Linked DNA regions of Homo sapiens: region 1 is linked to region 2. A link is a loop called in an ENCODE intact Hi-C map of the cell type or tissue named here. Cell type or tissue: sigmoid colon. All regions are shown on one strand. Links, peaks and the distances in the headings refer to the core of each region. The heading gives the core; the rest is flanking DNA.

Evidence for each region. Hi-C counts contacts between places; a loop is a spot of excess contacts. Peaks named below come from ENCODE experiments on the same cell type or tissue, not always from the same donor. Only the 100,000 strongest peaks of a DNase experiment are listed, where the experiment ranks them.
Region 1: a loop joins it to region 2, with 4 times the contacts of the local background. A loop is called at or near these places in 7 of 110 quality-filtered maps.

What each region holds. Positions count from the first base shown.
Region 1 is chr1:222,446,041-222,461,923 of GRCh38, reverse strand. No RefSeq gene overlaps it. Among named protein-coding and RNA genes, the nearest start is that of TRT-TGT2-1, 11 kb to the left of the region's middle. RefSeq lists an enhancer at 6,490-6,539. In sigmoid colon, for the core only: a CTCF peak has its summit at 6,610 (motif pointing right); DNase peaks (open chromatin) are centred at 6,343, 6,623 and 6,953; H3K4me3 peaks cover 472 bases.
Region 2 is chr1:221,426,472-221,442,354 of GRCh38, reverse strand. All of the region lies in intron 3 of LOC105372932 (a long non-coding RNA gene), which reads right to left. Among named protein-coding and RNA genes, the nearest start is that of LINC02817, 98 kb to the right of the region's middle. RefSeq lists an enhancer at 1,452-2,651. In sigmoid colon, for the core only: a CTCF peak has its summit at 6,734 (motif pointing right); a DNase peak (open chromatin) is centred at 6,630.

The DNA.
Region 1 (15,883 bases), core at 3,256-11,255, 1.0 Mb before region 2:
CATTATTGATAATTATAGTCACCCTACTGTGCCATCGAACACTAGAACTTATTCCTTCTATCTAACTGTATGTTTGTACCCATTGACCAACTGTATTAGTCTGTTCTCATGCTGCTATACAGAGCTGCCCGAGACTGAGTAGTTTACAAAGGGAAGAGATTTGATTGACTCACTGTTCCACAGGGCTAGGGAGGCCTCAGGAATTTACAATCATGGCAGAAGGGGAAGCAAACAAGCAAACATGTCCTTCACATGGCAGCAGGAAGGAGGAGTGCCGAGCAAAACTGGGGAAAAGCCCCTTATAAAACTATTGGATCTCATGAGAACTCACTCACTATCACGAGAATAGCATGAGGGTAATCATCTCCATGATTCAGTGACCTCCCATGAGGTCCCTCCCCCAACACATGGGGATTATAATTTGGATTACAACTCAAGATGAGATTTGGGTGGGGACACAGAACCAGAGTATATCACCAACCTCTCTTCAGTCCCCCTTCCCAGCCTCTGAAAATTACTTAACTTTTGAAGCTCCTGTTCACCTGGGAAGTGGAGCTAGGAGGGTACACACTTTCAGGATATAATGTGCTGCTGGGTGCAAAGAGGTCAGCACAGGTCCAGCCTCACCTCCCTTCAGGGACTGCCCACCTGGACCTGTGCGGCCAGGTTCACTTTCCTGCCTGCCCTTCGATTATGGTAGAGGAGCTTTATCTCTCCCCAGTGAGAGCCCTCTTTTTTTTTTTTTTTTTTTTTTTTTTTTTTTTTTTTTTTTTTTTTTTTTTTATGAGACAGAGTCTTGCTCTTGTCGCCCAGGCTTGAGTGCAGTGGCATGATCTCAGCTCGCTGCAACCTCTGCCTCTGGGTTCAAGCAATTATCCTGCCTAAGCCTCCTGAGTAGCTGGGATTACAGATGCCTGCCACCATGCCCGGCTGATTTTTGTACTTTTAGTAAAGACGAGGTTTTGCCATGTTGGTCAGGCTGGCCTCAAACTTTTGACTACAGGTGATCTGCTCACCTCGGCCTCCCAAAGTGCTGGGATTACAGGCATGAGCCACCAAGCCTGGCCCAGTCCTCTCTTCCCTCTGAGGACCCCTGCAGGACCACTATGCCCTTTATCCCTGGGACACTCAACCTCTCATGCTCAACTGGATCCTTCCCGTCTGCTTCTGTGTCTCTCTCGTGGAAAATAAAATAAAATAAAATAAAAACTGCCCTTCAACTCCAGTGAGTTGTCCCCACACATTCACTCTGACCCTTACCTTTCACACATTCCACTTGCCCCATCTGTCTTCTGGCCCTACAGCTCCACCAAAATGACCCTCATTGGCACTAGGTAAGCTCTATGTGGGTGAAGCCTTGGTGTCTTGGCAGCACGTGGTGCCGATGACTGCTTTTCCTCCTAAAACTCTCTCTTCCACTGCCTTCCTGACCCATACATACCCCAAGGGCCTGCCCACCTCCCAGGAACCCACTTCTCAGCTTTGCAGACTCACCTTCCATGAGAGCAGAGGGTGAGCACACAAGGCCCTGGGGGCCAGCCTGCTCATGTCTCAGTTCTGGCTCTGCTCCGCCAGTTTGGGGATTAAGTGATCAGCCAATCCTGATGCGGTCTCTGCTCTAGCCAAGCATACAGACTAGTAGGAAAACAGACATTATTCAGAAAATGGGTGGACTGTGGGGACCAGTGCTAAGGAAGAGGAACAGGCAGTACAGTCTACTCAGATTCCTCATTTATAAAATGGGAATGATGATGGTAATAACTATAATACCATCTCATGTGGGGACTTGTGAAGAATAAATGAAATGAAGCATGTAAACACTTTATGCAGAGCCTCGCATCTGGAGAGTAGTAAGTGATATAAATTACTTTTATTGTTAGTTGTATCTTAGAGTGCTGCACGAAGCTCTCCTGTTGTAGAAATAGGGGTGACAGGAGGCATAGAAAAGGGTGAAGAATATGGGACTCATAAGGCCAAAGCTTCTCTCAGTCACCTGCTGAGTGAGACATTAACACTCTTCTTTGGGAGCTGAAATAGAAGCCAGTGAGTCATGTTCAGAAAGGGGAGATTCTCTCACCTCCGGAAAAGCTACAGATTAGAATTAACCTTATTAAAGTCAAACAGGGCAAGCATTCAACGAGGCTAAGGAGAAGATAGTCTTTCAGTAGACACAGCTGTCTTCTGTCATGTTCCCTGCTCTTTGCAGCTTTTGGTAGAAGTTTCCAACCCATATGTACCACAGGAGAGTGGGATGGGATTTCAATACTTCTTGGTGGTAGAATGAGATGCTGGGAATGGTCAGTTCAGGGACTGCAGGACAGTTGAGACAGTCAGAAAGTTCCAGGAAATTAATCAAGGCTTTTGGGACAGCCTTATGAGACAGAGAAACTAGCCACCCCCCAGAATGGATCCCAGTAAGGGAGAAAAGAATGGCTTCTGATCCTGGGAGAGTTGGGACCTAAGTTAGAAAAACAGAACTGAAGGGTCTTACTGTTCATCAGCCTCATGGGTATCCATTCTGGCTGTCCTATTAGAGTCACCTGCGGGTTTTAAAAATATCATTGCCTGGGACCCAGAGATTCTAGTTTAAATGATTTGGGGTTGGGCTTAAGCATTCCATTTGAAAACTATCAGGCTGTTCTCACATTGCTATAAAACAACACCTGAGACTAGGTTATCCATAAAGAAAAGAGGTTTTGTTGGCTCACAGATCTGCAGGCTGTAAAGGAAACATGATGCTGGCAACTGCTTAGCTTCTGGGGAGGCCTCAGGAAATTTACAATTATGGTGGAAGGCAAAGTGGGTGCAGATATGTCTTACATGGCAGGAGCAGGAGCAACAGAGAAAGGGGCGGTGCTACACACTTTTAAACAACCAGATCTTATGAGATCTCACTCACTGTCTTGAGGACAGCACCAAGGGGGAAATCTGACCTCATGATCCAATCACCTCCCACCAGGCCCCACCTCCAACACTGGGGATTACAATTCAACATGAGATTTGGGTGGGGACACAGATCTAAACCATATAATTCCACCCCTGGCACTTCTCCCAATCTTATTTCCTTCTCACATTTCAAAATACAATAATGCCTCCCCAACAGTCCCCCAAAGCCTTAACTCATTCTAATATTAACTCAAAATTCCAAAGTTCAAAGTCTCATCTGAGACAAGGCAAGTTCCTTCCACCTATGAGCCTAAAAAATAAAAAAGAAGTTATTTGCTTCAAGATACAATGAGGATACTAGCATTGGGTAAACATTCCCATTTCAAAAGGGACGAATCTGCCAAAAGAAAGGAACTACAGGCCCCATGCGAGTCCAAAACCCAGCAGGGCAGTCATTAAAACTTAAAGCTCCAAAATAAACTCTTTTGACTCCATGTCTCACATGCAGGTCACATTGGTGTGAGGAGTGCTCTCCCCAGGCCTTGGGCAGCTCTGCCTCTATGACTTTGCAGGGTTCAGCCTCCATGGTTGCTCTCACAGGGTGGCATTGACTGTGGCTTTTCCAGGCACATAGTGCAAGCTGTTGGTGGCTCTAACATTCTGGGGTCTGGAGGACGGTGGCTCTCTTTGTGCAGCTCCACTAAGCAGTACCCCAGTGGGGACTCTTTGTGGAGGCTCCAACTCAACATTTCTCCTTCATACTGCCCTAGTAGAGGTTCTCCATGAGGCTTCTGCCCCTGCTGCAGGCTTCTGCCTGGACATCCAGGCTTTTCTATATATCCTCTGAAATCTAGGTGGAGGCTCCCAAGCCTCAATCCTTGCACTCTGTGCACCTGCAGGCTTAATATCACATGGAAATTGCCAAGGCTTATGACTTGCACCCTCTGAAGCAGTGGCCTGTACTATATCCCTTTGAGCCATGCCTGAAGTTGGAGTGGCTGGGATGTGGAGAGCAGTGTCCTGAGGCTGCATAGGGCAGCAGAGTCCCCGGGCCTAACCCATAAAAGCATTCTTTCCTCCTAGGTCCCTGGGCCTATGATGGGAGGGGCTGCTGCAAAGGTCTCTGAAATGCCTTTGAGGCCTTTTCTCCATTGCCTTGGCTATTAGCACTTGGATCCTTTATATTTATGCAAATTTCTGCAGCCTGCTTAAATTCCTCCCTGAAAACGGGCTTTTCTTTTCTACCACACAGCCAAGCTGCAAATTTTCCAAACTTTTATGCTCTGTTTCCCATTTAAATATCAGTTCCAACTTCAGGTCATTTCTTTGCTCATACATATGAGCATAGGCTGTTAGAAGCAGCCAGGTCACATCTTGAACACTTTACTGCTTAGAAATTTCTTCTGCCAGATATCCTAAATTACCACTCTCAAGTTCAAAGTCCCACAGATCTCTAGAGCAGGGGCATAATGCAGCTAAGCTGTCTGATAAGGCATAGCAAAGGTTACCTTTACTCATTCCCAATAAGTTCCTCATTTCCATCTGAGACATCTTCAGGCTGGACTTCACTGTCCACGTCACTGTCAGCATTTTAATCACAACCATTAAACAACTCTCTAGGATGTTCCAAACCTTCCCTCAACTTCCTGTCTTCTAGCCCTCCACATTCTTCCAACCTCTGCCTATTTCCCAGTTTCAAAGTTGCTTTCACATTTTTGGGTATCTTTATAGCAATATCCTACTCCTGGTACCAATTTTCTGTATTAGGCTATTCTCATATTGCCACAAACAAACACCCAAGATTGGGTAATTTATAAAGAAAAGAGGTTTAATTGGCTCATGGTTCCACAGACTGTACAGGAAGCACAATGCTGGCATCTGCTTGGCTTCTGGGAAGACCTCAGGAAACTTACAATTATGGCAGAAGGCAAATGGGGAGCAGATATGTCTTCACGGTAGGAGCAGGAGCAAAAGAGAAAGAGAAGGGAGGTGCCACATACTTTTAAACAACCAGATCTCATGAGAACTCAGTATCTTGAGGACAGTACCAAGGGGGAAATCTGCCCCCATGATCCAATCCCACCTCACACCAGGCCCCACCTCCAACATTGGGGATTACATGAGATTTGGGTGGGGACACAGATCCAAACCATGGCAAAAAGCTACCCAAGTGATTTTAATGTGCAGCCAGAGTTGAGTACCATTGCTCTGACAAAATTTTTTATCTTATATATGAACAAGAAGAGACTTCAAGAGCTTAAGTAACTGACCCCAAATAAAGGCCATACAGTCAATTACTGGCCAAGACTCTGGCCCGCTCTATTCCCCTATTGGAAAACCTCCACAGCAGTCACACTTTGGGTCAATTTCTTACAGAGGATAGCTACAGTCTTTATGTCTTTAAATCTAAATCTAGATATATTATTTGAATAGTGCTAGCATACTCTGGCAGAACTTTTGAGAGTGAGGACTGTTCCAGAACTATCTGTGCTATGTGACCTCAGGATCTGGAGGTGGTGACAGGCTCAGATTTTACAGTCAGGAAAGTCTGGTTTCAAATGGTAGTTCAGCCACTGACAGCTCTGCACCCTTGGCCAAGTTACTTGGCATCTCTGATCTTCAGTTTCCTTGTAATGTGAATGTTTTGTCAACACAGACTGGTTTCTTGGTTGTGAAGACTAAATAAGATAAGGCCATAAAAGTCTCAGCACGTAATTAGTGCCTTTTAGGAAGCCGATGACTTATCCATTAGCTGGTGGTGCAATTTTACCTTTTAAATGATAGCAGTACTAGTAATTATTACTGTTGTTGTTCTTCTTATATTCCATGTATTTGCCTTCCAGATAGGTGGTTCTTAAGCAGAGGTGATTTTGTACCCCCAGGAAACATTTGGCAATGTCTATAGGTATTTTGATTGTTATAACAGGGGTGGAGGTTTGGGGACAGTGGTGGGGTGCCAGTGACACCAGTGGGTAGAGGCCAAGGATACTACTAAATGCTCATAATGCGCAGGCAGCCTCCCAACAACAAAGACCTATCTGACCCGATGGTGCGAAGGTCAAGAGACTCTGCTGTAGATATCTGTAAGTAATTGGGAGCTTGAGGGCCCAGAGCCACTGGGTGGTGACAGGATGATAATTCTCAATTTTTGCTATTGTGTGGCAAGGGGGCAATGTGTTTAGGGGGTTGCAAACAGCTCCATGTCTACTCTCAATCACCACAGAGGAAGGACTTTCCAACTCTTTACATATGAGTTGCTGTGGTAACCGGTAAGTAATAACCCTGGGGTTTATACTCCTTAGAGGTGCTGTGAGGATAATCTTGCACCTAAAGTTTAGAAACACTGGTATCAAAGCCTAAAGAAGACAAGACGATTGCATCAGATCCCACAGGAGGGCTGTCTTTCTCCATGCTTGTGTTTTGGGCCCCTGGGGGTTGCATCAGCCTCCTCACTCATGAGCTCATCATTTATAAATGACAGCCGCCAAAGTCGGGAAGTATGAAACAGTTGCCAAATGGAGAACTTGCTCAGCTTTCTTGCTGGAGCCCTGTGTCTTAACTTACTTATATTAAAAAATAAAAGGAGCACAATTCTGCTAGGCAAGCTCTGCTATGTGAGAAGGGAAGAATACATGCAGAACTTCTCGTTGAGAGCACAGAACATTTTCGTGTCTGTCGAGATCACCGTGGTTGCTGAACGTGGCCGCTGTTGAGCAAGTGGTCAGTAGGTGGCGCTAAGTCATCGCCGAGAGGACGCTCCTGTCCTAGACCTGAGTTACTGTCAGTCTTGGAGCGCGCACACCCCAGAGTGAAAAATATAGTAACAGGAAAGATTTAGTTCTTAAAATAAGTCAGCAGCTCAGCGAAGCAGATACTACCTCGGCAGGTACATTTTCTTTCTTGAACTGATGGAAAAGGGCATTTACTGCCTACAGGCTTCTGGCTACAGAAATCAAACAATCAAAATATTCAATTAAATGAAACCAGCAGCAGGCCTGGCCCCAGAAGAGAATGAGAACCAGCTGGGCTCAGCCCTATGTCTGGGATCCGGTACCGACGTTCCTCTGTACTGACACGTCCGGAGCCAATGTCGAGTCACGAGTCACCCAGGCACGGTTTTCTCTCTCCAGTGAAGGCTTTGGGTGCTGAGATGTGCAGTTGTAACGTGTAGCATGGAGACCATTTTAGTGATCTAGCTGGCTCTTCTTAAATTATGGGAGTCCTGGCCGTACATGTAGGTGAGGACGCCACCTTTCCCACCTACGTGAGAAGGTAGGAGAGTGGAGATCCCTTGAGGCGCTGGAACAGGAGTGTTGTCATGGTGATGGGGCCAGTCACAGGGCTCACCAGTCCCTTTGGCGGAGTCTCTGCCTCAATTGTAAGGGAATTTGGAATCACTGGATCAGATGCAAGTTCACAGTCATGTTGCCACTTTTTTCCACAATCTATAGCCCCCACCGTGAAAGCTCCAGTGGGTCATGCTTTAGAAAGGGGAGGGAGGTAAAGAGTGGGTGGGGGGCTTTGAATCCAATAGTCCTGTATCCCAGCTCTGCCACCAGTGAGCTCTGTGACCTTGCAAATGCCATTTTGCTTAAGCTTCAAAGCTCTCCTCTGTAAAATATGCATAGAATGGGCAGGAGGGCTGCCAATGAGCTGCTTGAAATGAGTTCACATCTCTTGGAAGCAGAGAAAGCTTACAACTAAAGTGGCCAGACAGCCATATGTGATCTTAGAAGAACTGTTGAACCCAGAGAGAGGCCTCGAAAATGGAGATGGGCAAATGCCATTCCCACCATGCGAATCCCTTTCCCATTTTTGCTTGTGGCTGCCCAGACTCGGTCCCTACCCACGCTTAATAAATTCTTACAATTTATTCTCCTGCCCTTCAGCTTGACTTGTAATAATGTAATGATGGCTATCAGGGTTGGAACAGCAAGCACGATACCAGCACTTTAGGAAGATTAGTTTCCTCTATTTAATGCTCATGACTACCTGCAAGGTAAGTGTTGTCACACCGGGTACAGATGAGGAAATGAAGGCAAATCTCTGCGCAAAGTCCTGGGTGGGTGGGCTGGAGAGTTGGGAGCCTGACTCGGGTTTATCTGAGAAAACAAGTGGGCAGGAAACTCAACTGCTCCACATGAGATGCAGAAGTTCTGCCATTTTTTTCTCAGATTATAAAGTGTCAGAGGCTGCTCTGGAAAAAAAAGGTGCAATGAATTCTTGTTCAATCATTAATGGTGCTTCAAAGGACATACAGGCCCATGCACACATCCTTCTATGTAGGTACAGAGAATTATTTTTATCCTGAGTTGCACACATTTATTATGTTATTAATAGCATGGACTCAACTGGGTGTCCCACAGAGTGACTCTTCTAATGACTGGTTAGGAAATTTGACAGCAAGTAAGAGGGCGGTGAGCCTGCTTTCTGGTCTGGGCCTGAGTGACCCCCCATCTTCCTCCATTTGGTTGAGAACAGGCTACAGGTCAGACCTCAGCCACTGGGATACTGAACCAGGGCTTCCTGGACCAGCGCCTCTTTAGGGTTGAACACTCACCTTCCTGCAGTACAAAGCAGTGGGCAGTCTCGAGTGCCCTTCTGAGGTCAGCCTGTTGGGGTGTAAATGGTTCTTGAAATGCATCTGATTTCCAGCTTGTTAGCATCTCATTGTCTCCCTTAGAGTTTCAGCCTCCCTTAGAGTCCTCACACCTTGTCAAGACAGATGCTTCCTGGAACAGGATCTCTGAGCTGTGGAATGGAAAGTACCTTTATCATCTTTGCCTGTCTCCTAACAGGTTTGTCCCTTGTCATTCTATGTCAGTTTCAGGTAGGGTGGCAGGAGAAGGGAATTTGTTGAGAGCCCACCGTGCTTCAGGTACATATTAGGTGCCTTATATACATTATCTCACTTAATACTCAAAACCCCCCTGTCAGGTAGCTGTAATTAGCTCTGACTTAGAAGTTTCTAACCATGCAACTTGCAAATGTTGTACCTGGGATTTAAAGCTCAGATCTGAGCTCTTCCTAGTACATCTTACTCTTGAAATGTGTGCTTTAATACATTTATTTAATCATCTTTTTTGCAAAAAGGACTGTGCTAGGCAATCTAGAGTGAGGCATGGTTCTTGTCCTTAGGGAACTCCAGTACCATTGTGGGAGGAAGATTCACACAGACGGAAGTTAATGAATAATGTGAAGAAATGTCACACATGTCCAGTGAGAAGAAATGATGTGTGCTACAGGACTTCAACTGAGGAAGGGATGCCTGCGTGGTCAGAGGAGGCTCATGGAAAAGGTAGGATATGAATTCGTTTTTGAAACATGAATAAGATTTGGGTGGGGGCAGAGATGGGACACATTACACTTGCAGTGAACCCACCTGGTGTGTTCTGAGAATAGAGCAGCTTCATGATGGGAATAGGGGTGGAAGAGCGATCCCTTTGGGGTGGGAGACTTAATGCCAGGTTCTGGAATTTGGACTTCGTCCTGAAGGCAATGGGGGAACTACCAGCATTTTCTGATTGGGGTGGGGAGTAGGTAATGACTTGAGAAAAGTAGAACTTTTAGAAATACTAATGAGGAAACAAATGGTAGAAAGGATTGGTGAAAAGAGAGACTAGGGAGGAGGGAAAAAGGGAGAAGACTTAGGAAGCTGATCATTTGCCCATCATGTAAGTGCCAAGTAATATGCTAAGAAACTTTGTGTCACCTATAATCTCGTATCCTCAGCCGGTCCTTATGCAACATCTATTATTATCCCAGGTTCGTAAGATGATCATGTGTCACTACCACCCAACAAACCTGTTTTCTCTTCTTCCTGGGAATACAGCTAGACCAAATATTCCAGGCTCTTTAGGTGTGGCCATGGGTATCCCTTCCAGGCCTGGCTTATACAATCTCCCTGGGCAATCTCTCCTCCTCTTCCCCTGTCTGCTGAATGTTGATGAGCAAGGTGACCATTGTGGCTAGCTACTGGGGGCTTGTCTTTGCCCTGCTTCATCCTCTGGATTCCAACAGGGACCCCAGGCCCTTGCCTTAGCAGGGAAGGGACAGGAGGCAGCAGAGACCAGTGTCTGGACATCAGTGATTGTAGCTTCAAGGGGAGCATTGGAGTCTCTCACAGGCTGATCCATGGACTGCAGGTGCCACCTTATCTGTACTCAGGGTATTTGGAGAAGGGAATTATGGAAAGAGACTGGTCATCCTGCTGCTCTGGGCAGGTAGGGGCTCAGTGTGGTTATGGTTTGAAAATTAAAACAAACATCTTTTACCTTTTTTTTTTTTTTGAGATGAAGTCTTGCTCTGTCACCCTGACTAGAGTGCAGTGGCACGATCTCGGCTCACTGCCTCCCAGGTTCAAGTGATTCTCCAAGATGTGATAATTTAGTTACCAAATGACGGCAGTGAGAATGAAAATCAAGGGACAAAAGATGATCAATACTATGGGGTGAATAAATTACTACATTTGGTGATTGATTCAAGATTTAAGATGTCACGAGTATAGCTTAGAGATAAGTGATTAGGGATCTAAGGGAGGAGTTCAAGAAAACTCTCTGCTCGTCCCAAGCCAAACTCCCTATGTGTGCTATGGTTCCTAAACCCTCCCTCCAATCAAGTGTTTGCTTCTACAATTACTTCTTTTTCCCTGACATCTTCACATTTTCCTTCTCCCCTGGCTCATACTCATCAGCATATAAATATGCTGGAATCTCCTAACATAAAACGCCTCATGTTAGACTTAGTTTTAACTCCTGCTCCATTTCTCTGCTCCTGTTTCTCTTAAAGCTCCTGAGAAGGGCTGTGTGCTCTTGCTGTGTCTGCTTCATCCCTCACTTCCCATTCTCTCACGGGTTCCCTCCCATGCACCACTGAAACTACCCTTGTCTCCTCTTTCGAGCTCCAGGTTGCCAAAGCCAATGGCCGATGCTGTCTTCACCCTACTGGGGCCCTGGGCTCCGCCGACTCTTCTAGGGATGTTTCTTTGCTTTGCTTCTGGGAAAGTGCACTCCTGATTTTCTTCTAACTTTCAGGCAGCAACAGCTCCTTCTGTCTCCAGGCTGCCTTTTTGTTTTTTTTTTCTGTTTTTGGTTTGTTTGTTTGTTTTTGAGATGGTGTCTCACTCTGTTGCCCAGGCTGGAGTGCAATGGTGTGATCTTGGCTCACTGCAACCTCCGCCTCCGGGTTCAAGTGATTCTCCTGTCTCAGCCTCCCAAGTAGCTGGGATTATAGGTGTGTGCCACTACTCCTGGCTAATTTTTGTATTTTTAGTAGAGACGGGGTTTCACCATGTTGGCCAGGCTGGTCTCGAACTCCTGACCTCAGGTGATCCACCTCCCTCAGCCTCCCAAAGTGTTGGGATTACAGGCGTGAGCCACCACACCTGGCCCAGGTGTGGTGCCTTTTCATTCTCCTCCAAATCTCTGAATGTCGACACATCCCGGGACAGGTCCCCTGCTTCTTTTCTTTCTCCAGGTTCCCTTACTGAATGAGCTCATCTTGACCCAGAGTGTTCAATATCTGTGTGAAACACTATAAACTCCTAAAATGGTAAGAAAAAGAAAAGAAAATGGAGGCCTCCCCGCCATGATCTCCTAAGCCTGTTGTATTTTTGTTCATAGCGTTCATCACCACCTGATGTAATATTTTATGTTTATTTTTGGCTTACCGTGTGGGTTCCCCCATCCATGAGGACAGCGGCCCTGTCCTGTTCAATGCTGCAGCCCCCGCCCCTGGGCAATGCCCACACAGGGTGGGCACCCAGTCTGTTCTTGTGGGATATGTGACAGAACAGAGCCTGGCTCCTGATGAGGAATGTGAGTCAAGGGACAAGCTGGTTTGGGAAACTGGAGACTGATCCTGTGTTGGGCCTGCTGAGCTGCAGGCCACCCAGGTGGAGTTCCACATGCCGCTGGACATTCCAGGCTGCAGCCTGGGGGAGGCCTGAGTTGGAGATGTGTGTCCTCGTTAAGGTGCTGCTGGGCTGGGCATGGTGGCTCACGCCTATAATCCCAGCACTTTGGGAGGCCAAGGTGGGTGGATCATTTGAGATCAGGAGTTGGAGACCAGCCTGGCCAACATGGTGAAACCCCATCTCTACTGAAAATATAAAAATTACCCGGGTGTGGTGGCACATGCCTGTAATCCCAGCTACTCAGGAGGCTGAGGCAGGAGAATCGCTTCAACCTGGGAGGCGGAAGTTGCAGTGAGCTGAGATTGTGCCACTGTACTCCAGCCTGGGCTACAGAGTGAGGCTCCATCTCAAAAAAAAAAAAAAAAAAAAGTTGCTGCTGAAGCCAAAGGGTGTGTGAGCCCCTAGGACCTAGGGGATCAGCAGCTGGGGCCTGAAGTTTGGGAAATGAGGTGCAGGTTGGGGCTGAGGAACAATGGGAGCACAGAGATGTTATCTTGTCTGGGAAAGAAGGCAAGAGGTTCAAAACAGATGGGCTGGCTAGCAGTTTGAAACATTGTAGAAAATCAAATAAAATGCGCTGAATTTGGTAATTAGGTCATTGGAGAATGCAGCTGAGTGGAGCAGAACTGATGATATTTCAGGAGCTTCAAATATTGGAGTATTGCAGGCTATTGTGACGGGGGTTTGATAAGAGAAGGAAAGCAAGGTATAGGATGGCAGTCTAAGGGGGCAGCAGTGTGTGTGATAGGAAAGGTGTTTTGTCCCTTAACGTTGGGGAGGCCTGGGTATATGTGACACCCTGCTCATCAGAGCTTCTGAAGACCTAGGGTACACAGATGAGCAAAACCAACAAATTCATATAACAGATTATTTACATCAACAAGTAATATATATGCACTGGCCTAAAGAAATCAACAAATTTATATACCACAGCATTAAAACAATGTTCTGCTGGGTGCAGTGGGTCACACCTGTGATTGCAATCCTTTGGGAGGAGAGGAAGGAATATCACTTGAGCTCAGGAGTTTGAGACCAGCTTGGGCAACATAGTAAGACCCCCATCTCTGCAAAAAATAAAATAAAATAAAAATGTTAGCTGGGCATGGTGGCACACACCTGTGGTCCCAGCTACTCAGGAGGCTGAGACAGGAGGATCTCTTGAGCACAGGAAGGCTGCAGTGAACCATGATCATGCCACTGCACTCCAGCCTGGGTGACAAAGCAAGATGCTGTCTCAACAAAACAAAACAAAATAACCAAAATACCCCCCAAAACAGTGTTCTGTAACTAACAGATTAGCTCTATGGTTGATTATAATCTAAGTTCTTAACAAATTGATGATATTTATGAATCTTAGCCACACCCAACAGCTGAATTTTCTCCTAGAGTTGTTAGGAGCTCAGGTGTGAAACTGTTTCAGATTACAACTTCATTACCAATTTGACCCAAAAGACTCTTTTCTGAGAGAGGGGGTCCACCCAGCAGGAATTTTCTCACTTGATTGAGAGTAAGGTGTTAAGGCCAAACACTCTCACTTAGAGATAAATTGATCAGTGAAATGGATGTGCGGGTTTTGATTCATTCATACCAGGGCTTACTCATTAAGCCAATATGTGCCTCATCTATTGAATTCCTACTATATGCCATACCCTTTAAAAGACATTGTGGATGATCCAAAGAGGAATTAAAAATGGTGATCTCTGTCCACAGGAAGACATGAAAATGCCTAACATTTTTGTAAGCTCTTTGCTTTGCAAATCCTTTCTCACGTGTGATCTGAGAGATGAGTTTTATTATTATCTTAGTTTTTGTCTGGGCACAGCAGCTTATGCTTGTAATCCCATTGTTTTGGGAGGCTGAGGCAGGAGGATTGCTTGAGCCCAGGAGTTCAAAGCTTCAGTGAGCCATGATTGCACCACTGTACTCCAGCCTGGGCAACAGAGCAAGATCCTGCCTGTCTTTCTGAAAAATCAAGAAAAACCTAAACCAAAAATTACCTTAGCTTTTATAGTTGAGGTTAAGTAAACTGCTTAAGTTTGTGCAGGAGTAGAGATTGTCCTAATAAGTGGAAGAGGGGAAAAGGCTGGAGGGAGGAAAGCAAGATTGGGGAAGTCAGAACCAGGGGAGGATAACCTGAGCCCAGGAAAGAGGGCCTTTGGAAGGGAGAGTGGTTGGTCTTCTCAGATGTGGTGGAAGGAAAAAGGATGGGGATAAAGTGGAGGAAATGGGGACATTCATTCTGTGGCCCCCAAATCATGGTGAAATGTGAGATGAGATGGTAAGCTTTATGAGAGAGTGAGAGTTTTAGGGAGGGCAAGGCAGGTTTCACCCCAGCACTGTGGGCAGTGGGAAGGCCTCAGCAGAACCACAGGGAGTCTGGTGGCAGTTAGGTGCTTGGATTCACTAGAAGCTCGGTGACCCTGGAGCAGGGATGGGGGAGCAGCATTCAGGACTGCAAACGGGCACTGGGTTCTTCCCTTTTTCTTGATTATTAGATCCTATGGTGAAGACATTGGGTTTTCTCATTTAAAAAAATTATGTGTTGGTTTGTGCAGTGCATAAACTAAGTACAAAATAATTTTTGTAGACGGTTCAATTTATGGTCTCCTAGCTACCTTTTAAAAACAGGCTCTGGTGATGAGAAGCCCAGAGAGCTGCTTTTTCCTGCTTTTCATCCTAAGTTTTCCTTTATTCATTCCACACTATTTAATGACTTCACACTCAGTGTGAGAGATGATGCTGTGGGAAACATAAAAATGAATCAGACACTGGTTCTGTCCTCAGGAAGCTTTAAGCTATGATTTGAACTTAAAAGGATTAAGTGCTAAAAGAGAGGAAAAAATGAAGTGAGGAGGAGGGGATGGTCACGTCCATGGGGGATAACTGGAAAAGCTTCATGGAGAGTTGGGCCTTGAAAGAGTTTGGGTTTGGCCCTGCAGAGGAAAGTGTGCTCTAGCTGCACTCAGTAGGTGTTTATTGAATGAATGAATAAAAGCTGAATGTGATGTCACCTAGTAAGGTGATCAGAAAGGAGGACCGAGTCCAGATAAAGATAACAACAAGCTTGTAACACATATCATGCCCCAGACACTGTTCAAACACACTTTTATATATTGTTAACTTGATCCTCATGACAGCCCTGTGACACAGGGGCCATGATTTCCAAGTTTACGGATGAGGAGACTGGCCCAGAGAGGATAAGTAACTTGCCCAAACGTTCACAGTTTGTGAGTGGTGAGCAGAGCTTCGACTCTTGGCCACGTTATTGGAAGACTGATGTCAAGAAGTAAGCATCCTTCCTGTACTTTTGTCTGCTATCATCAGCCTGATCCACAGACCTGAATGCACAAGCCCTCACCTCCACTTTGATCTCATTACTGTATGCATCCTCTCTCTGGTTAATGCCTCCCATGCCTATGCTCACTCTCTTTCCCAGGCTGGAGATGGCATTGGGAGGCTGCAGGTGGCACCAGGGACCTCATGGGCAGAATCCCAGGGGAGCACAGGCTATTGCTGGGCAGCTCACTGCAGACTCAGGCAGTGAGTGGTAATTGCAAATAACTACAGCAACGGGTCTTAGTTTAACCTTGCTCATTTCCAGAGTTCCGCGTTTTTGATTTTGTAGACTTTGCAGCATGGTATTAATGCCAAAATAATTTGGATAAATATAAGCCCCGCAAACTCCTTGGCCTATGGTCAAGTTTTTCCTTTTCTGTGGCTAGTTTTTTATATGCACTGATGAATAGGCCAATCTGTGTGCCGATATTAATAAGATTCACCACAGCGATGAAAATGCTTCATCATGCCTCTGCAGGTCAGAACTTGGGGATGGGGTACTGAATCGACAGGAACAACACTGACGTGTGTCAAAGGACTTGTGTCTGGAAAAGGAAAGGGAACCTAAGAGGGTCCCATGTATTTGGTGTATATTATAACAGCTTATGCTGGACCTATGTCAAGGCACAAGGACCTTCTGACATCTAAGACCTGGTAACATCACTCCATCTGGCTTTATGATTGGGCTTTAACAGTGACCACCAACATGAGGACCCACCATATGCCAGGAACAGGGCATGATATTGG
Region 2 (15,883 bases), core at 2,733-10,732:
CAGCTATTTGGTGAGTCCCTTCTCTCTCTGCTCCTAATCTGCTCCTCATTGTTCTGAAAACAGTTCCATGACCATGTCACTCTTTTGTTCACTGACCATCAATGGTTCCTCACTGTTCACAGAATAAAGCTCCATTTTATAGATAGGCATTCAAGGCATTTCACTTGAGGCTCTAAACTGCTTTTGCCACCTCATTTTCCATGTTCTCCTTCATAAATTGTTTGCTATAGTCAAACTGACTAATACGAAAAACTATCTTTAACCTCCGCCTGCATGTATTAAGTGGATTTTCTTAAATACCTACAACAACCCTGAAAAGTGCAATTGTTATTTTTAGTCTGTATATGAAGAACCAGTGCATAAGGGAAAGAGGTAGGATTTGAACCCTGAGTTTTTCCACTATGCCCATTTTTTTCCATTTTTTATTGTGGTAAAATACACATAAAATTTACAGTTTTTACCATTTTAAGTGTACAGTTTAGTGTTACTAAATACATTCATAATGCACATCCATCACCCCATCCATGTCCATAAATTTTTGTCCTGTAAAACTAAAATTCTATACCCATTAAACAATGACTCCTCTTTCTCTCCTCCCCTACAGCCCCTGAAAAACACCATTCTATATTCTGTTTCTATGACTGTGATTTCTCAACTATATCATGTAAGTGGAATCATGCAGTATTTTCTTTTGATGAGTAGCTCATTTCATTAGCATCCTGTCCTCAAGGCTTATCCATGTTGTAGTGTATGGCAGGATTTTCTTCCTTTTTAAGGCTATTTTGTTTATCCTTTCGTCCACTGATGGACATTTGGGTTGCTTCCTTGTTTTGGCTATTATGAATATGGCTGCTATGAACATGGATGAAGTAAATATCTCTTTGAAACCCTGCTTTTGGTTATAGACCCAGAAGTTCCCACTAAGCCCTTTTGCTTTGGATTCCCTACGCAGAGCCCTCTAATTGGACTTTTACTTTCCTGCCTTTGAGCTTTTCCTTTTACTGCGCAGCCTACCTGGCCTGTCCTATTTTGGTTCCCTGCCTATTGAAGTCCTGTTTATTCTGCAAGGCTCTTCTATTTGTACCTAGCCCAATGCCTTTCACACAGTAGGTGCTCAATAACTAATATATAGTTAGATATATCTTTGCCATATCTGTGCTAAAACAACATAAAAAGGTAGGAGGCAGAAATGATGTCTTATTATCCCTTATGGCCTGCACACAGTAAACAGTTTAGGAAAAGTTTATTAAATAAATAAAGTCCCCATGCCCCCTGGAACAAAAGGTATGCAGGGCAGTGTATTTCATGGGCTGTCCAAGACCTCATGTCAGAAACGTATGTTTAGGCAGCAAGAACACACAAGAGGCAAGAGAGTAAGAAAGTACGCTGGAAAATTTTGCTAGCTGGGTCAATTCCAATTTGGCAAAAACAAGCCTTCTGCTTTTTCTCCAGGGTTCTTTCTCCCAGCATCACTTATTAATGCTAATTAGTCAAGGGTGTGCCATGATGCAGAACACTTGTGACCCATAAGGATTAGAGAGAGACTGTCATTTCTCAAATGACCCACGAGAGGCAGCCAGAGGCAGTGACGGGGAAGGAGAGGAGGGGAAGAGGAACTTCTCTGCAAAGAATCGCACTAAAGTAAGTGCAAGTAAAAATAAATCCACATATAAAACAACTGTACAAATGTTAGCAGTATTTTCACAGCTGGGTTTCTTTGCCTAAAATACTTAGCACTTACTTTAGAAAACTCACTTCTAAACATAAATGGTCTGACTGATCACAGAAGCTGAACCCTGATACAACTCTGACTTTGAACTTGACTTCTGCCCAGATGGGAATAAAAATAATGACTTCTTCTAAGTAAGAACCTTAATTGCCATGAATTCACACCAGACTGTGGTGGGTGACCTTTACCTCACATATGAGGAAATTAAGGTAGGGCTTGGTTTAGGAAGCTAGATTCATAACAGTCAGCATATTTATATCCAGATTAGGCAGGACTCTGGATTTAAAACACTTTCCCTTGGAAAACACCGACTCTGTCTGTTTCCATGGCACTAAAAACACCCCACTTGAATAACTGCCCAGTTACTTATCATAGCAGGATTAGTGGTCTTCTCAAGGCATCTGCATTCACATTCCTGGTATTTATTTCCTGTAGATATTGGTTTCAAAGACTGATGCCACAGGACATGAATAATCACGGTGACTCACTTTTAGGGACTTTCCCCTGGGGAGTGCCACCTACAGAGCCTCAGAATGAAGTGGGCACATATTAATTAAAATATGTTTCATCTCCAAATGACTATGACAGAAGCTATACTGATGAATATGACAACTAAATACAAAATAATACCGCAATGACTAGCAATGATTCAAATATTGTGCTCATGATGTTATCTTTCATCCATTTATTTAATAAATGGATTTATATAATGAGTGACGGGACTTCTATGTGTCAGAGTGCTGGTTAGGACAGGCCATGTTTCAATAAATTTACAACCCAGCAGGCACTGTTCCTATCAACTAATGAGATTTTTAAATTTAATATTTTTTGGTCAAAGCAAGGGAGTCTTCAAAATTACCAAAAAATATATTTGGTAAGGAAACAGTAAACAGAACCAATTATTCCTTCTTGGTTGAGTTAAGAAAACACGCTTTGTGCTTACACTTCCCATAGTGATCAGGGATTTCTCACCCCTTGAATTTCTGTAGCATAAATTGTTGACGTCTCTTCACTTCCCTGTCTCATTTCCTTGCCCAGGTGGTGAGCCCTGTGCATGAGCCTCTGCCTGACTCATCTTTGTATCTGCAATGCCTCACACATGCCTCATATCTCCCCGCCAGGCAAGCAGTGTTAGTGAAAACAGGATGTCATCAGTTCAGTAAAGAAGAGATTGACAACAAACTGTGAATAGAAAAGTCAAATAGGAATGCATTGGCCTTTAAAAAAATTATTTTCCAAATTATCCTATAGTAAAGTTGACTTTTTTCTTTGATGTACAGCTCTATGGATTTCCACATATGTATAGATTTGTGTAACCACCACAAAGAGGATACGAAACAGTGCCATAACCCCCCAAAGCTTCCCCATGCTGTCCCTTTATATTCACCCCTCCCTCCACCATAATCCCTGGCAATCACTAATCTCTTCTCCACCATTGTGCTTTTGTCTTTTGAAACTGGCATCTCTTACTCAGCACAGAGTTATCTAAGTTGTTCTTTTTTATGACTGAATAGTGTTCCATCATATGTGGTATCACAGTTTATTTACCCTTTCACTCATTGAGGGACATTCAAGTTATTTTCAGTTTGAAGCTACTGTGTAAAAAAAAAAAAAAAAAAAAAAAAAAAGCTACTCTGAAGTTTTGTTTATCAGTTTCATGTGAACATACATTTTCATTTTCCTGGGGTAAATACTCAGGATCGGCCTTGTGGAGTTATAGCGTAGATGTATGTTTCACTTTATAAGGAAACTGCCAAGCTATTATCCAGAGTTGCTGTAGCATTTTCCAATTCCAGCCATCATGTATGTGAATTCTACTTACTCAGCATCCTTGTCAACACTCTGTGTTGTCAGTATTTATTTTGGACATTCTTTTTTTTTGACGGAGTCTCTCTGTTGCCCAGGCTGGAGTGCAGTGGTGCGATCTTGGCTCACTGCAACCTCTGCCTCCCGCGTTCAAGCAATTCTCCTGCCTTAGCCTCCAGAGTAGCTGGGATTACAGGCGTGCGCCACCACGCCCAGCTATTTTTTTTTCTTTTTCTATTTTTAGTAGAGATAGGGTTTCACCTTCTTGGCCAGGCTGGTTTTGAACTCCTGACATCAGCTGATCCACCTGCCTCGGCCTCCCAAAGTGCTGGGATTACAGGTGTGAGCCACCACGCCTGCCCTTATTTTGGACATTCTGATAGGTGTGTGGTTGTAGCTCACTGTTGTTTAAATTCACATTACCTTAATGGCTTGTGGTATTAAACATCTTTTCTCGTACTTTATACAGCAGTCCCCTCTTATCCAAGGTTTTTCTTTTTGCAGTTTCAGTTACCAGCAGTCAACTGTGTCCTGAAAATATTAAATAGAAAATTCCAGAAACAAACAATTCGTAAGTTTTAAACTGCACACTGTTCTGAGCAGTGTGATGAAATCTTGCGCAGCCCTGCTCCGTGGGACATGAATCCCCTCTGTCCAGTGTATTCATGCTGTATAGGCTACTTGCCTGTTAGTCACTGAGTAGGCATCTCACTTATCAGATTACTGTCACCACATCCATCGCATAGTCATTTTATCATCTCACATCATCACAAGAAGAAGAGTGAGTGCAGTATGAGATGAGGGAGAGACCACATTCACATAACTTTTATTATAGTAAATTATTATAATTGTTTTATTATGAGTAGTTATTTAGGGTTCAGTACGATCCACAGTTTCAAGCATCCACTGGGGGTCTTGAAATGTATCCCCTGTGGTTAAGGAGGCGATGGTGGGGGAGTCTCCTGTGTCTTCTTTGGTGAAGCATCTGTTCAATCTCTTTGTTCATTTTTAATTGGGTTATTTGATTTCTTATTGTTGAGTTTTGAGAGTTTGTTATGTAATCTGGATATAAAGTTCTCTGTTAGATAGGAGATTTGAAAATATTTTCTTTTAGTCTGTGGCTTGTCTTTTTATTCTCTTGGAAGTGATTTAGCAGAGCAAAAGTTTTTGATTTTGATAAAATTTCATTTTTTCTTTTTTGTATCATGCTTTTGCATCATTTAAAATTCCTTTCCTAATCCCAGATAATGAAGATATTTTTCTATGTTTTCTTCTAAAAGTTTTACAGTTTTATGATGAATACATTGCCTTTTGATGAACAAAGAAAATGGGCTACTTGATAATAGATTTCCTTCTTGGTGGTGTAGTTTGCCCTATTGATTTTGGAGAGTTGTAGGAGCCTTCTGGACAGGGCTGCATGCCTGGGAATGTCTCTTGCATCACACACAGGCAGAACCGCAGTCTGCTATCCACCATCAAATATTCAAAAATAGTCTGATAAGCAAGTGTTTTTTCATGTGTGCTAGAATCATATGATGATAATGCCTGATCTGAACCAATGCGAGACTACTTTTGTTTATTTTATCCCTACTGATGTGACCACCACACATTCAGTAATAGAACTCTTCATGTGTTGAATTAGGGGTCCTACTCCAGTCCCTGATCAGAGTATTCCACAATATTCAATGTATAGACTGTGTTACATATCTACCGTCTGAAAATTCTGAATTCTGAATAGTGGATTTGTTCACAAGGGTTTCAGAAAGAGGATTGTGCATCTGACATTTAAATGGTTCTTGTGATATGATAGTTCTCATAGTCGCAACGAGGAAGTCTTCTTCCAGTGTCCCCAAACCTGGCCAGAAGTTCACATTAATTTGACTGAGGATGGAAAGAGGGGTCACTATATTTACTACATTATTCAATCCAAATTAATATGTTTCTCTCATGACAAAGGAGGTTTCTTGATATCTTTTCCCATTCTTCTTTCTGGTGATAAAACTACTGACCAGTCAGCCTCTAAATATTGGAGAAGGCCTTGACTTTCACATGATGATGTATGTATATGAGTACACACATCGGTTAGAAACAGGATGGGAGGCCAGGGTTAGACCCAAGCAAGGACACCCCAGCCCTCTGCTTGCCAGGACTGGGATGCTGTGTGTCCATCTGGGCCAACTGGAAACAAGAAGAAAGACAGGGCTTGTGGCATGATTTGGGGCAGCCTGTGCACAGTGGCTGGCACAGAGCAAAGGCCCAATAGAAGTTAAGCAAAGGGCATTCTGACCACGATGTCTGGTCATTTCAGGTGTGACTGTGCCTATAATTGTACCATAAGGAATTCAGCCCATGCGACTAAGCTATGCCTTTCTCTGTAGTAGCTTAATGGGAAATCAGGGCATCTCCGGCACTGTAGTGTGTCACTTCATCAGACATAGAGCCAACTCACACATTTGTCCTTCTGATGCATGTCTTTCCTCCTCCTTTACCGATGCAAGTAGAGTGAGAACCCATGCTATGATTCCACTCCCTGTCTAAAACCAAGTGTACTCTGAGAAAGTTAGAAACTATTCTGTATCTGCTTCCAGAAGCTTATCTCAAGACTTAAAAATTGAAGAGAATAAAATTAATAGCCAGGAGTAACAAAAAAATAGAGAGATTTTAGCTTGCCATTTCTTTAAGTTATGTATTTTTGTCTTGTGAGGTTCAATTTGGAGAAAAGCACTTAGACACGAGGCAGGGTCGGTTCAGGGGCAGGGCCATATTTAAAAGCTCAAAATGCTTGCTTTTGTGGTGACAAAGGAATCGACACTTCTTTTTTCTTCCCCAAAGGAAACAGAAGCTTATTATCCTGACAGAGGAAATGCAGAAATTTGTAGGTGGAGATTAACCCTTACTCCCAAACACTGAGGCTCCTGTTCAACTTCTTGCTTAAGAGATTTTAGTAACTTTTAAAAATTCTTAGCATGCTACATTGGTTGGCTCTCCAAATAATTCAGAAAACTTGTGACCTGAAGCTTTCATGGAGTTGATGTAACTGTTCTGGAAATCTCTTGACTTGAACTTGAGACTCACTCACACACAGCTGCAGTATGTCCACCATCAACAGCAATCTGTACCCAGAAAGCAGTGGGAAATGGGGAAAAAACAAGAGACAACCTCAAAGAAATCTAGGTCTTTCCTGAGCTGCAGTTCTACATATTGACCACCAGGTGTCTATCTTCACACAAGCAGTCTTGCTTGGATGATGGTGTACTACTTGACTGTGGGATTATTTTAAAAATGAAAGCAATTTTTTAGATATGGGTATATATGTAAGTATAAATGTGCAAATGTAAAGTGAAGTCTCAAAGCCAAACTTAATAATTTACAATTCCTTATCTAAGTAGGATAATCAATTGAACCTTGTGTTGATCTTCTAAAGTTGTTTGGAAAAACTAATTGGGGGAGTAAATGGCCAATAGATTTGGGGAATGGTGAAAAAAAAATTGTCCTCTTCCTAAATTTTATCATGCTTTTTTTTTAAATTTCAAGATTCTTAGCATGCAAACAGGTGTATGTTCCCAGGAACATGGTTTTTGGTAAAAACAGACGAATTGTATTCTGAGCTGGCTTCTGTACTCTGTAGTTCAATTTCATAGTTCAGTTTCTATTGTAGCTTATTTTCCAGTTTCAATTCTAGGCCCTGATACAGGTGAAAAATATCTCTACCAGGAAGTGCAAGAATAAGATTTGACTTTTTTTGTCCCATAATTGGAAGTGACATTATAGTAGAATTAGATAACTCCAGTAAGGTTTAGGATGCACAATTTATGCATTTATGTCAATCTTAGAAAAGAAGTGCTCTTTTGGTCTGTAAAGAAAGGTCACCAGATTAAACAGTTTCAGGGATATCTTTTATATCTCTCTACTTTTGTTTGTTGTTCATTTGTTTTGTTTTGCTTTAAGTTACCCAAAAAATAGTTTCCATAATTTTAGGAACCTTCTGTTTTCATTCTCTTCCTTGCCAAAACATGGAGGTCCCTGAGAGCCCTAGAGGCCCTTTATATCTTTAAATAAATTATATATAGAAGAGACTTAAAAAAATTACCTAGTACAGAAGTACTTTAAGAGAAAGAACTGTACCATCCTATGCAACTATTTTAGTGAGGCCTGAGGAGGAAGAAAACATAAATATATTACATCAAAGCACTGCGTGGAGACTGAAGACTTTCCTTTTGGTTGTTATTTTTAAGTTTTATTTGGTTTCATTTATTGTTTTGATACCTTTGAAACATTAAAATAAGTTTCTCCGGTGACTATATCTATCAAGCTCTTTATTGGGTGGTGCTCTCACCAATGTTGGCTTCTCATTTCTGTTCCCTCAAATATTTATAGACAATGCTTACTAAAGCTCAGTTTGTTCCCAAATTTTGTGTTTTTTGTTTTTTCTTTTCTTTTTTCTTTTTTTTTTTTTTTTTTTTTTGAGACAGAGTCTTGCTCTGTCGCCCAGGCTGGAGTGCAGTGGCGCGATCTTGGCTCACTGCAAGCTCCACCTCCCGGGTTCACGCCATCCTCCTGCCTCAGCCTCCCGAGTAGCTGGGACTACAGGCGTCCGCCACCATGCCCAGCTAATTTTTGTATTTTTAGTAGAGACGGGGTTTCACCATGTTAGCCAGGATAGGATGGTCTCGATCTCTGACCTCGTGATTTGCCCGCCTTGGCCTCCCAAAGTGCTGGGATTACAGGCGTGAGCCACCACGCCTGGCAATTTTGTGTTTTTAACACTATTTTTTACAATACGTTCATTTGTTCATTAATTTGATCAAACTTTTTATTACTCACTGTGAACTTCATGCTGTGAATAGAATAAAAATGATTAGGAACCAGTCTCCTCTCTCAAAAAGCTATTAAGCCAGTGAAAAGAATTTTGTGAGCCATCTCCTAAATACACTTCTGGATCCTATTGAATAACGTGGAAATATGTTACGCTGCAGGCATTTGTGAAATAAAACAAATTTCTGTTTTATGTCATGTAATGTGCTTTCAATATAAAATTGTTATGTTTAGAGAGCATCGTCACTACAATACATGAAATAATAAGTCATGTTTTTGCAATGGAGGTGAAACATAGTGATCTACATGTTTACATAAAATTACCATGCAAATTATATCTCCAATATTATTTATTAAACTAATGGATGTGAGCAGAGAGGTAAGGACTGATATCAATGTATCTATTATATGAAGAGGAAAATAAAAATTCACTTTGCAAAATTATTTTCACTTGGCTTTAGTTGTCTGGATATAATTATTTTACTTTTATTATTATATTTAAGTCATTGCATCTGTTTCCAAAATGTTCTGTAATGGAAGTATTAACAGGAAGCAAGTTCTGCAACTGAAACCGCTTTCTCTCCTACCATAGCATCTATGGTGATGAATGAACATAGGAAAAGAAATAAAAGCAGTAGAAATCTGGAAGGAAAACTTCTAAATGCTTAGGTTAACTGTGGCTAGAATGAAATGGAGAGGAACCACCTCTCTGTTTCCTTTGAAAACTATTCTTAAAAATCCCAGAGTGCATGTTATAACAATTGCCAAAAGGCTAAATGAATGGGTTTTTCATTAGGCAAGATAAAATGGTGGAGAAAAATTTGTTTTTTTTTTTAAGGATGTCAATACTGGTCTAGTTACTATGCTTTGAAAAGAAATCCAACAGGTTCATATTGCTTCATAAAACTGTGAAAATAACAAGCCTGCTTAAGTGGAAAGGGCCCCTTTAAAGTCTGAAAGATAACTTCAAGGTCAAGGAAGTTCTTTGTATTCTTTCATTTATTTGCTGAGCTCTGACTAGTTTGCTGACTATAAACCTTTACATTCATCTTGCTATTTTCCACTTAAGGTGGTCATTTGTTTATTAATTCACTAAATATTTATTGAATGTCAGCCAGCATTCAATAATGGGCATGTAAATTAACAGATATGGGTCTTACCATCAAGGGGCTCCTTATCTAATGTGATAGCAAATGGGTCCCTCAACTCATTAAAAATATCGAATTATTGAATTATAATAATGTGAACACAATTTCAGCAGTTCAGAGGGTTGATCCTGACAATCACCCATAAGTGGATATTTAAGCTTGTCCATAGTGTTTAACTAGTTTTTTGATAGCCATGAGGTGGTAGAAGGCATTTTAGGAAAAAATAAAGAATACCATGAAAAATCATACAGCATGTAATTATATGCTTGCAGACAAAGCGTAGAATAATGTAGCTGGAGCATATGTGCATGGAACAAAAGTAGCAAGAGATGAGGACAGAAATAGTAAATTAAAACTAGGTTACGATAATTCTTGATAGCATTACAAGGAGCAAAGAACTCATTATGTAATAACTACATTTACAGAATACAGTTAAAAAGAAAAAAATCCTACATCACAACTTTATCACTGAGGACTCTTCAAATTCTAAGTAACTGAGCACCTAGGCCAAATAGCTTAAACAAAAAGAGAACTAATTGGTTTGCATAAATGCATGTGTAGACTTCAGGCATAGCTTAATTCAATGACCAAATGACATCACCAGGACCAATCTCTCTGTCCTGGGTTTGCTCCATACTAGGGATCTTGGTATTAATGCCTTACCTCACTTTGTTGCCATGACCTTAAAAGCACACTTTGAGACTGACATTATCCAGATGGTAGAGTATGAAGCCCCAGACACTTCTTTCCTCCAGTGGAAACACTGATTCAACAATATATAGACCAATTCCCTTTATGATAAAGTAGAAACCAGTTAAGAGGCTTCTGCACCCCAAGTGAATGCAGAAATCAGCCATATCAAAGCCATTAGAAAAATTTATGGCACCTTAATACCATAATCTCTCCCCTTGTCACAGCACCACACATTTGGGAAGAAACTCCTAGCTCCCAGCCTCTCCCTAAGGAGGAAAAAAGAAGTTTCAGCTGTATGTCCAATGTTCTGACTTTTTGGGAGGTACCTGAGGGACTGGCTTCTGTTTCACCTGTCTCAGAGCACTGATTGGAGCCAGCATACTCTAGATTTCTGGGAGCCACTGAGAACAAAATAGAGATGGGAAGCTTATTGCTGCTTCAGAGGGCTTACAGTAGAGCATATAGGGCTGAAGTGGCCTCTCAGGGGAGAAAGAGAAGAGTGGAATATATATCAAGCTTTCTGACTTTTCATCAGCAACTGGTTTTTGTCTAACTCAACTTGGGGTGCTGATGGAACAAGCATACTCTAGCTCTTTGGGGGAAGCTGAGAACAAGAACGAGCTGGGAGCATGCTGCTGTTTTAGAGGACCCATGGTACAGCAGACAGACATCAGAGGGAGCCAGAGATTATGAGCTCCTAAAAAAAGAAACAAGCAAATCTCTATAATTAAGAATCTACATGCAAAAGTCCAAAGAAGACACATCACAGAAAAGATTTGAGAGGGCTCCAGAATCCCCAGCCAATCTTAATGATGATATCATTCCCTGTACAAATCCAGTGTGTACAAATTGGGAGAGGTGGTTGTTTTTTCAAATGTGTAAGTACCAGCGCAAAGTTTAAAAAAGCAGGAAGAAACAGGGAGAAATGCTCCAATAAAAAAAAAAATAAACAAATCTCCAGAAATCAACCCTAAATAAATAAGTGTATGAATTACCCAACAAAGAATTCAAAATAAACTTTAAAAGATACTCAATGAGCTCATACAAACAATGACTGAGCAAAATAAGAATTTCAACAAAAAGATACAAACAAAAACAATAGAATAAGTGTTGGAGCTGAAGAATGTTGTAAATGAACTGAAAAAAATAACTAATATTGTAAACTAAAATTAGAATCCTAAGCCCCCACCCCACACTAACTGAATGGACCCCATTTTGGCCAAAAAAACTATAGAGAAATCTTAAAAACTGAGTTCCCAGCCATGATGGGACAGGAGGTCAGACATGCCTTATTATACACCCTCTCTTTTGCAGTTTAGACACAATGACTGACCAGCATTAATGTTAAAATAGAGATCTAAGACTGACAAAACAAACTCTTTGTGGCAATGAAATGTCAAATTATAAACAGGACCCAAGGCCATGCCAGGCAAGAGTTAAGTCATGCATCCCCTACACTTAAAAAATAAACTATGTTCTAACTGCCACAAGATTTTTCTTTTTCTTTAGCAGCTAAACAAACACTGGTCTTGAGATAAGCAGTATCTCAAAAAAAACTTTCAGCTCTTCTACCACCAGCCACTGACTAACTGACCACTCTGTTCTACAAGTCATACATAACTACAGCTTTAATTAGACAAGAAACTAATTTGTCTGATAAGATTACCAACTGTGGACCTGTTCTAGCCAGTTTAGAGGTTATGCACTTAAGTGCCTTCATGTCCCTCTTCGCTTTTTGAAATATAAGCCCTAATTGTAATGCAATGAGATGTTGAGTCAGAATCACCTGCTTGAATATTTGTAGCTCCTCCTGTAACCTGTTGAATATGTATGTTAGTCAACGCACTCAGCATAAGGCTCCTACCCTAATCCCCGCTCCTTCAAAGTGCCTTTCTCCGTTATTTGCCAGGTGCTATGCTTCCCAGCTGTGGATAGTGACCTTGAAGGCTGTAACTTTCACAAGAAATGAAGTCTCCTCTCCTTTCTAAATTTATAAATTTTGTGATTTTTCAGTTAACAGTGTTTAACAGCAAGCTTGATTAAGCAGAATAAAAAATCAGTGAACTAGAAGACATTTGAAATTACCCAGTAAGAAGAGCAAAAAGAAAAGAGAATAATGGAAAAGACTGAAGAAAGTCTAAGGGCCTTATGGGAACACTATCAAAACACACATACACACACACTATAAATGTATATACTCTCTCTATATATATATTAAACATAGGGAAATAAATAAAAGCAGTACAAACCTGGAAGCAAAACTTCTAAATGCTTAGGTTAACTTTGGCTAGAATGAAATGGAGAGGAACCTTTTCTCTGTCTCCTTTGAAAATTATTCTTATGAATGGTTTCCCTGAGAGAGATATATATATATATATCTCATATATATTTATATATTACGAATGTATAATATATATATTCGTAATCAGAGTTTCATAAAAAAGAAGAAAGGGACAGAAAGCTTACTTAAGTAAATAATGGCCAAACATGTCCCAAATATGTGCAGGAGATAGACAAACAGGTTCAAGAAGTCCAATGGAACCCAAATAGGATGAATCCAAAGAAGTCAGCACTGAGACATATTATAACCAAATTGTCAAAAGCCAAAAATAAACAAATAATTTTGAAAGCAGCAAGAGAAGAGTGACTCATCACATACAATTGAGCAATATATGACTATCAGCAGATTTCTTAGCAGGAACTTTGCAGGCCAGAACAAAGTGGGATGATATATTCAAAGTACTAAAATGACAACTAAACGCCAATTAAGAATGTCATATTCAGCAAAATTACTTGTCAAAAATGAAAGAGAGATAATGACTTTTTCAAAGAAATAAAAGGCAAGAAAATTTGTCACCACTTGGCCTCACTTATAAGAAATGCTAAAGGAAGTCCTTCAAGTTGGAACAAAAAATATGCTAAACATTAAGACAAAGCATATGAAAGTATGAAGCTTGCTGATAAAAGTAAATATATAGACAAATACAAAATGCTATAATACTATAACAGTTGTGTGTAAATCACTTTTAGTTTTGGTATAGAAGTCAAAAGACAAAAGTATAAAAAATAACTATAATTATAAAAATATGCTAATTGATACAATAAAAATGCAATTTGGTATATCAATAACAAAGTATGGAGAGGAGGAGTAATACGCAATTGTGTGTGCAACTGAACTCATGTTGTCATCAGCTTAAGGCACATTGTTATAATTATAAGCTATTTTATGTAAGTCCCATGATAACCACAAAAACAAACCTATGGAAGGTATACAAAGGAAAATGAGAAACGAACCAAAGTGTATCACTACAAAAATCAATGAAACACAAATAAAGATAATGAAAAAAAGTAGGAACAAAAGAACTATAGGACAGATAGAAAATAATTTTTAAATGGCAATAGTAAATCTGTTCCTGTCAATAATGACATTAAATGTAAATGAATTGAACTCTCTAAACAAAAAACATAGAATGGCTAAATAGATAAAATTTTTAAAAACATAGTCACATACTCTCTGCAAGAGACTCAGTTTAGATTAAAAATAGTGAAAAAATAAAAAGAAAATATATCTCATAAAAATGGTAAGCAAAATCGAGCAATGGTGGCCATAATTTTTTAGGCAAAATGGATTTTGAGTCAAAAAGTGTCACAAGAGAAAACATGGATATAATACAATGACAAAAGAGTCAGTTCACCAGGAAACATAACAATTATAAGTATATATGTACCAAACATCAGAACACCTAAATGAATAAAGCGCACATTGACAGAACTGAGAGAGAAATAGACAGCAACACAATAATAGTAGAGAAATTTAATATTCTACTTTCAATAATGGAGAGAACATCCAGACAGAAGATTAATAGGGAAACAGAGAACTTGAACAGCACTATAACCCAACTGGACCTAATAGACATATACTGAACATTTCACTCAACAGCAACAGAAGAAACATTCTTCTGAATTGCAAATGAAATAGCCTCCAGGATAAATCACATATAAAGTCGCAAAAGCCTTAACAAATTTAAAAAGATTAAAATAAGTATTTTTTTGACTGTGATAGAATGAAACTAGAAATCAATAGCAGAAAGAGATCTGAAAAATTCAAAAATATGTAAAAAATAACATGCATAAATATGCAGTGGATCAAAGAAAAAAATCAAAAGGGAAATTAGAAAATGTCTAGAGACAAATGAAAATAAAACACAACATATCAAACCATATAGGATGTGGCAAAAGTAGTTCTAACAGGAAATTTTATAGCAATAAATGCCTACATTAAAAAAGAGAAAACAGGCCGGGCATGGTGGCTCATGCCTATAGTCCCAGCACTTTGGGAGGCCAAGGCAGGTGGATCTCGAGGTCAGGAGATCGAGACCATCCTGGCTAACACGGTGAAAACCCACTAAAAATACAAAAAAAATTAGCTGGGCATGGTGGCGGGCACCTGTAGTCCCAGCTACTCGGGAGGCTGAGGCAGGAGAATGGCGTGAACCCAGGAGGCAGAGCTTGGAGTGAGCTGAGATTGCGCCACTGCACTCCAGGCTGAGCAACAGAGCGAGACTCCATCTCAAAAAAAAAAAGAGAAAATATATCAAATAAACAGCTTTACCCTAGACCTCAAGAAACTAGAAAACAAAGAACAAACTAAGCCCAAAGTTAGCAGAGGGGAGGAAAGAATAAAGATTAGAGCAGAGATAAACAAAATTGAGAATAGAAAAATCAATGAAACTAAAATTTTTTGAAAAAAAAACTAATTTGACAAACTTTTACATAGACTAAATAAGAATATAAGAGAGAAGATTCAAACAAAATCAGAAATGAAAGAGGAGACATTACAACAAATACCACAGAGATAAAAAGATTTATAAGAGGCTGAACAATTACATGCCAACAAATTGGATAACCTAAAAGAAATGGATCAATTCCCAGAAATATCCAACCTTTCTGGTATGGTTTGGCTGTGTCCCCACCCAAATCTCATCCTGGCTTGTAGCTCCCACAATTCCCACATGTCATGAAAGGGACCTGGTGGGAGGTAATTGAATCATGGGGGCAGGTCTTTCCCATGCTATTCTTGTAATAGTGAATAAGTCTGATGAGATCTGATGGTTTTATAAAGGGAAGTTTCCCTGCACAAGCCATCTCTTCTCTTGTCTGCCACCATGTGAGATGTGCCTTTCACCTTCCACCATGATTGTGAGGCCTCCCTAGCCACATGGAACTGTAAGTCCATTAAACCTCTTTCTTTTGTAAATTGCCTGATCTTGGGTATGTCTTTATCAGCAGCATGAAAACGGACTAATAGAGTAAACTGGTACCTATAGAGTGCGGCATTGCTGAAAAGATACCACAAAATGTGGAAGCGACTTTGGGACTGGGTAACAGGCAGAGGCTGGAAGAGTTTGGAGGGCTCAGAAGAAGACAGAAAAATGTAGGAAAGTTTGGAAGTCCCTAGAGACTTGTTGAATGGCTTTGACCAAAATGCTGATAATGATAATGGACAAGGAAATTCATGCTGAGGTAGTCTCAGATGGAGATGAGAAACTTATTGGGAACTGGAGCAAAGGTGACTCTTGTTATGTTTTACCAAAGAGACTGGCAGCATTTTGCCCCTGTCCAACTTTGAACTTCAGAGAGATGATTTAGGGTATCTGGTGGAAGAAATTTCTAAGCAGCAAAGCATTAAAGA